2 separate regions of the Homo sapiens genome follow, and region 2 is linked to region 1. The links are chromatin loops, found by intact Hi-C in ENCODE. Cell type or tissue: testis. All regions are shown on one strand. Each heading gives the region's core, and the rest is flanking DNA. Links, peaks and the distances in the headings are about the cores only.

The links. A loop is a pair of places that touch in the nucleus more often than their neighbours do. Peaks named below come from ENCODE experiments on the same cell type or tissue, not always from the same donor. Only the 100,000 strongest peaks of a DNase experiment are listed, where the experiment ranks them.
Region 2: a loop joins it to region 1, with 2.0 times the contacts of the local background. A loop is called at or near these places in 43 of 110 quality-filtered maps.

The regions. Positions count from the first base shown.
Region 1 is chr5:154,810,596-154,813,505 of GRCh38, forward strand. LARP1 (La ribonucleoprotein 1, translational regulator) reads left to right here. Exons shown (of 19, transcript NM_033551.3): 17 at 652-761; 18 at 918-1,045. Among named protein-coding and RNA genes, the nearest start is that of MIR378H, 17 kb to the right of the region's middle. In testis, for the core only: CTCF peaks have their summits at 1,483 (motif pointing left) and 1,692; a DNase peak (open chromatin) is centred at 1,466; H3K27ac peaks cover 835 bases.
Region 2 is chr5:154,763,324-154,766,233 of GRCh38, forward strand. The region is part of intron 1 of LARP1 (La ribonucleoprotein 1, translational regulator); the gene reads left to right. Among named protein-coding and RNA genes, the nearest start is that of LARP1, 9.4 kb to the left of the region's middle. In testis, for the core only: no CTCF peak of the experiment used is centred there; no DNase peak of the experiment used is centred there.

The DNA.
Region 1 (2,910 bases), core at 284-2,783:
TTCTGCCTCAGCCTCCCGAGTAGCTGAGATTACAGGCACCCACCACCACACCTGGCTAATTTTTGTATTTTGGTAGAGATGGGGTTTCACCATGTTGGCCAGGCTGGTCTTGAACTCCGGACCTCAAGTGATCTGCGTGCCTTGGCCTCCCAAAGTGCTTGCATTATAGACATGAGCCACAGCGCCTGGCCGCATGTGTTCCTTGAAGTGAAATTTCTGAGTCAGATAAATGAACAAACCTACTAATTGGCATGGTCAAATGGCTTTGCAGAGTTATACCAGGGATTGGCCAACTTTTTCTAGAAAGAGTCAGTAAATACTTTAGGCTTTGTTGGCCATAAGGTGTTTGTCGTAATTACTCAACTCCGTTCACTCTGTTATTGTAGCAGAAAGCAACCATAGATACTTCATAAAAGAATAGGAGTAAACAAATGTCTGTGGCAGGGGGACAGAGTTCCTTGACTGCAGGAAATCTCTGAACATTTTATGCTGGACCCACTTAGACTAGCATTCTAAAAGCGTGTATGCTGTTTTTTCAATACAGAAATAACATGTAGTTTAAACTGTTTCATAGTTCCTCTGTTATGCAGGCACATTTCCCGTTTTACAGATGAAGAAACTGCCCTGATTTCACTGACTTGTGTTCTACAGATATGGTTTGGAGTGCCTTTTTCGATACTACAGTTATGGCCTGGAAAAGAAGTTCCGGCTGGACATATTCAAGGATTTTCAGGAGGAAACGGTGAAGGACTATGAAGCTGGTAAGAGCCAGAGTTGGATCTGAGTGAGGCCTGGTCATGTAGGCCTCCTCTTCCCCAGTTGGACCTGGGTCTTTCTGTGTATTACACAACACCTCCCTCTCTCCTCTGAGCTTCTTTATCCTCACCAGCTCAGCTTTTCTGTACCTCTCCCTACAGGCCAACTGTATGGGCTGGAGAAGTTCTGGGCCTTCTTGAAATATTCCAAAGCCAAAAATTTGGACATTGACCCCAAACTGCAAGAATACCTCGGCAAATTCCGACGTCTTGAAGACTTCCGAGTAGATGTAAGTGAAACTCTTTCTCTAACTCTGCTTGTCCTGGAAAGAAAACTGGACCAGGAATCAGGATACTTGGATTCTGGTCCAGCTGTGCCCCTAGCCCAGGAACCCCTCTCCCTGCTCCCCACAATTTGGGCTTTGCTTTTTCACCTTTAAAATGGAGAGTGAGTGGCCAATGAAGGCTAGTTGGAGATAGTTGTATGGTTGCTCCTGCTTACCCTTTCTGTGGTACCATCATAATGCTCTTTCTCTCCTATCTCACCATCCTCCTTGCTACTGTGCCCAAGTTAGCCACTACTAGTTGATCAGGATGGGTATCCAAGATACACACATTTGTTCTTTCTGGAAAAAGCCAATTCCAACCCCAGTTTATAAATTAATGCCCAGGTCTCTTATGTTCTTGGAGCAGCGCCTCAACGGTGACATCCAGTGGCAGGGCTGGGTTATTACTGCTGGGTATATCAAGGGAAGTTGGAGTGATTTAATTGATTCAGCAGATACTGATTGGATGTCTCTGTGCTCGGTGCTTTAGAGATAAGGGAAAGAGGCTCAGTTTTTCCTTCTGAGAGTTTATAATGTAGTAGAGATGTCTCTTTGTCTTATTCCCTTCAAACCTTTTAGCAAAAAGGCAAATGCAAGTAAATGACAATTAGACTAGCCCTTAACATTTTGTATTAGTCTCTTCTCACTCTGCTAATAAAGACATACCTGAGACTGGGTAATTTATAAAGGAAAGAGGTTTAATTGACTCACAGTTCTGCATGGCCAGGGAGGCCTCAGGAAACTTAAAATCTTGGCAGAAGGGGAAGCAAATACATCCTTCTTCACATGGTGGCAGCAAGGAGAAGTGCAGAGTGAAGGGAAGTAAAAGCCCCCCCCCCCCACCCCCCCTTTTTTTTTTTGGAGACAGAGTCTTGCTCTGTCACCCAGGCTAGAGTGCAGTGGCACGATCTTGGCTCACTGCAACCTCCGCCTCCCGGGTTTAAGTGATTCTCCTGCATTAGCCTCCTGAGTAGCTGAGATTATAGGTGCGCACCACCACGCCTGGCTAATTTTTGTATTTTTAGTAGAGATGGGGTTTCACCATGTTGGCCAGGCAGGTCTCAAACTCCTGACCTTGTGATCCACCTGCTTGGCCTCCCAAAGTGCTGGGAGTACAGGCATGAGCCACCGCGCCCGGCCCAAAAGCCCCTTATAAGACCGTCAGATCTTGTGAGAACTCACTCACTATCACGAGAACAAGATGGGGGAAACTGCCCCCATGATGCAATTATCTCCACCTGGTCCCTCCCGCGACATGTGGGGATTATGGGAACTACAATTCAAGATCGAGATTTGGGTGGAGACACAGCCAAATCATCACATTTATTATTTTAAAACTGCCATTTATTAAGTGTTTATTATGTGCCAGGTACTTTACATTGACCTTATTTAACCCTTATGTGGTGACGCAGACAGGACTTATTAGGTTAACTGAGGTTCGTGGCCATCCAGTGACATAATGGCAGAGCCACTCAGGTCTCTCAATATAAACACAAATCTGTTTTCTTTTATTCTTAAGCATTTCCACCCTTGAGGAGGAGAAGGGAGGGGAGCAGGGTACAAGTCACAGAGAACCTTTGTGATAAGTAGACCTATTAGGGTGGAACAAGGACTCAGTTTTGGTTCCCAAAATGGGAAGGAAACGTCTGTCTTCGGGGTTATAAGACCTTTGTTAGTGGTAAGGCCAGTCTGGAGCATGGTCTGAGTCTTAGTTCAGGATCCTCTGGACCTTGAAGAGAATGAGGTGATCCCCAGAAGGATCTGGGCCTTCTGAGCTGAGACGTCGCAGCATACTGCATGCCACATTCCACATTTCTGAGCAAGAGATC
Region 2 (2,910 bases), core at 118-2,617, 47 kb before region 1:
AGTGCTGGGATTACAGATGTTAGCCACCGCGCCTGGCCCAGCAGATGCTCTTTTTATTCCCACTTCACAGATGAGGAAAGTGAGACTCAGGAGACGTTTAGCAACTCTGTCCTTCTAATTGCTCAGACTAAAGACCTTAAGATCATCCTTGCCACCTCTGTTTTTTTTTTTCTGGCTGGTTGCAGTGGCTCACACCTGTAATCCCAGCACTTTGGGAGACCGAGATGGTAGGATCATGTGAGCCCAGGAGTTCAAGGCTGCAAGTGAGCTGTGATTGTGCCACAGTACTCCAGCCTGGGCGACAGAGTGAGACCCTGTCTCTAAAAAGTAAATGTCTTTTTGTGACCCCACATGTAATGTACTAGTACATCCTTTGACAATTAAACACTGTGTCCTGGCCGGGCACAGTGCCTCATGCCTGTAACCCCAGCACTTTGGGTGGGAGGCCAAGGTGGGCAGATTGCTTGAGCCTGGAAGTTTGAGACCAGTCTGGGTAACATAGGGATACCCCATCTCTTACAAAAAAAAAAAAGTACAAAAATTAGTCGAGCATGGTGGTGCGTGCCTGTAATCCCAGCTCCTGGGGAGGCTGAGGTGGGAGGATCACTTGAGCCTTGGGAGGTAAAGGCTGCAGTGAAAGATGAGTGTGTCACTGCACTCCAGCCTGGGCAACAGAGCAGGACTGTCTCAAAAAGAAAAAGCTGCCTGGGTGCGGTGGTTCACGCCTGTAATCCCAGCACTTTGGGAGGCCGAGGCAGGTGGATCACCTGAGGTCAGGAGTTCAAGACCAGCCTGGCCAACACAGTGAAACCCTGCCTCTACTAAACATACAAAAATTAGCTGGGCGTGGTGGCATGCGCCTGTAATCCCCAGCTACTCGGGAGGCTGAGGCAGGAGAATCGCTTGAACCTGGGAGGCAGAGGTTGCAGTGAGCTGAGATTGCACCATTGCACTCCAGCCTGGGTGACAGAGCAAGACTTCATCTCAAAAAAAAAAAAAAAGCTGCATCCAGGTTGGGTGTGGGGGCTTATACCAGTCATCCCAGCACTTTGGGAGGATCACTTGAGCGCAGGAGTTCAAGACCAGCCTGGGCAACATAGTGAGAGACCCCATCTCTTTAAAAAAAAATTAACTGGGTGTGGTGGTGCATTCCTGTGGTCTGAGCTACTCTGGAGGCTGAGGTGGAAGGATTGCTTGAGCCCAGGAGGTCGAGGCTATATTGAGCAAGAGCCACTGCACTCCAGCCTAGGCAATGCAGTGAGACCATGTCTCAAAAAAAAAAAAAAAAAAAAAAAAACTGGCTGGGCGTAGTGGCTCACACCTGTAATCCCAGCACTTTGGGAGGCCGAGGCGGGAGGGTCAGTTGAAGTCAGGAGTTTGAGACCAGCCTAGCCAACATGGTGAAACCCAGTCTCTACCAAAAATACAAAAAGTAGCTGGGCGTCATCGTGCACACCTGTAATCCCAGCTACTTGGGAAGCTGAGGCACAAGAATCGCTTGAACCTGGGAGGCAGAGGTTGCAGTGAGCCGAGATCATGCCACTGCTCTCCAGCCTGGGCAACAGAGCAAGACTCCATCACAAAAAAAAAAAAAAAGAAACAACAAAAAAAACCTATGTCCAGATCTAAATGCTTGTACCGCCTCGTCTCTTGCTGGCCTGGACCATACATCATCATTTCTCATGTAGATTTTTGCAGCAGCCTCTTAACTGGTCTCCTATCACTCCTACTTAAAGCCCTCTGGTAACTTCTTAGCAGAGTAAAATTCAGAGTCCTTAGAGTGTTCTCTAAGACCGCACTTGATCTGGTCTCTGTCCACCTAACCTCTGACCTCATCTTTCATCACTTGCCCCTTCTTCACTCATTCCCTTCCAGCATCAGTCCTCACTTCCTGAAACATGTCATGTACTCTTTGCTTTGGGTCTTATGTTCTGTAGTGCTCTTCCCGCAGATCACTGTGGTGGAAATGCCTTCCCAGACCACCCTATATAGACTAGCAAGTCCTGACCTTGGATTCCCTCTCTCCATCCCTCTTACCCTGCTTCATTTTTCTTCTTAGTTCTCCCCACTGCCCCCCGCCGCCCCAAGGCAGGGTCTGAGTCTGTCATCCAGCCTGCAGTGCAGCAGTGCAATCACGGCTCACTGCAGACTCAACCTCCCAGGCTCAAGTGATCCTTCCACCTCAGCCTCCAGAGTAGTAGCTGAGACTACAGGCACACGTCACCACGCCTGGCCAGTTTTTTAATTTTTTGTAGGAATGGGGTCTCACTATGTTGCCCAGGCTGGTCTTAAACTCCTAGGCTCAAGCAGTCCTCCCACCTCGGTTTCCCAAAGTGCCAGGATTACAAGCATGAGCCACGGCACCTGGCTATTTTTCTTCTTAGCTCTTATCACCACTGGGTCAGGGACTTCGATACCTGATTACGTTTGTATTCCCAGTACCTGCAGCAGTGCCTGGCACAATGTAATAGGCAGCTTGGTGAACATTTAGTGAAAGAATGAATTGCGTATTTTTAATGGCATTCATTCATTACATTTTGAGTGCTTACCATGTGTCAGACATAGGGGATACTGCAGTGCATAATAAAAAGTCTCTGCAAGAAACACATGCACTCAAAATTCAGTATGGAATATGTTGTGTAGGGAATCCCAAAGTATGGAATTCTTTGGCAGTGTAGCAGGGGCACCCAATTCAGTATAGGTCAGAGAAGTCTTCTAGAAATGGGAAGGATGAGTAGCAGTCACCTGAGAAGAAGCCTGGAAAGAGAACTCAGTTTTGGTTGAGGAAAGGCCCTGGTGTTCAGGGAACTGAGTTCCTTGTGGTTTTAGTATGGATGATTAGAAAGTAAGGTAAGCAGTCCTGCCTTGTAATCTGTGCTGAATTCTGATTTTAGCTGGAAGGAGTGGAGA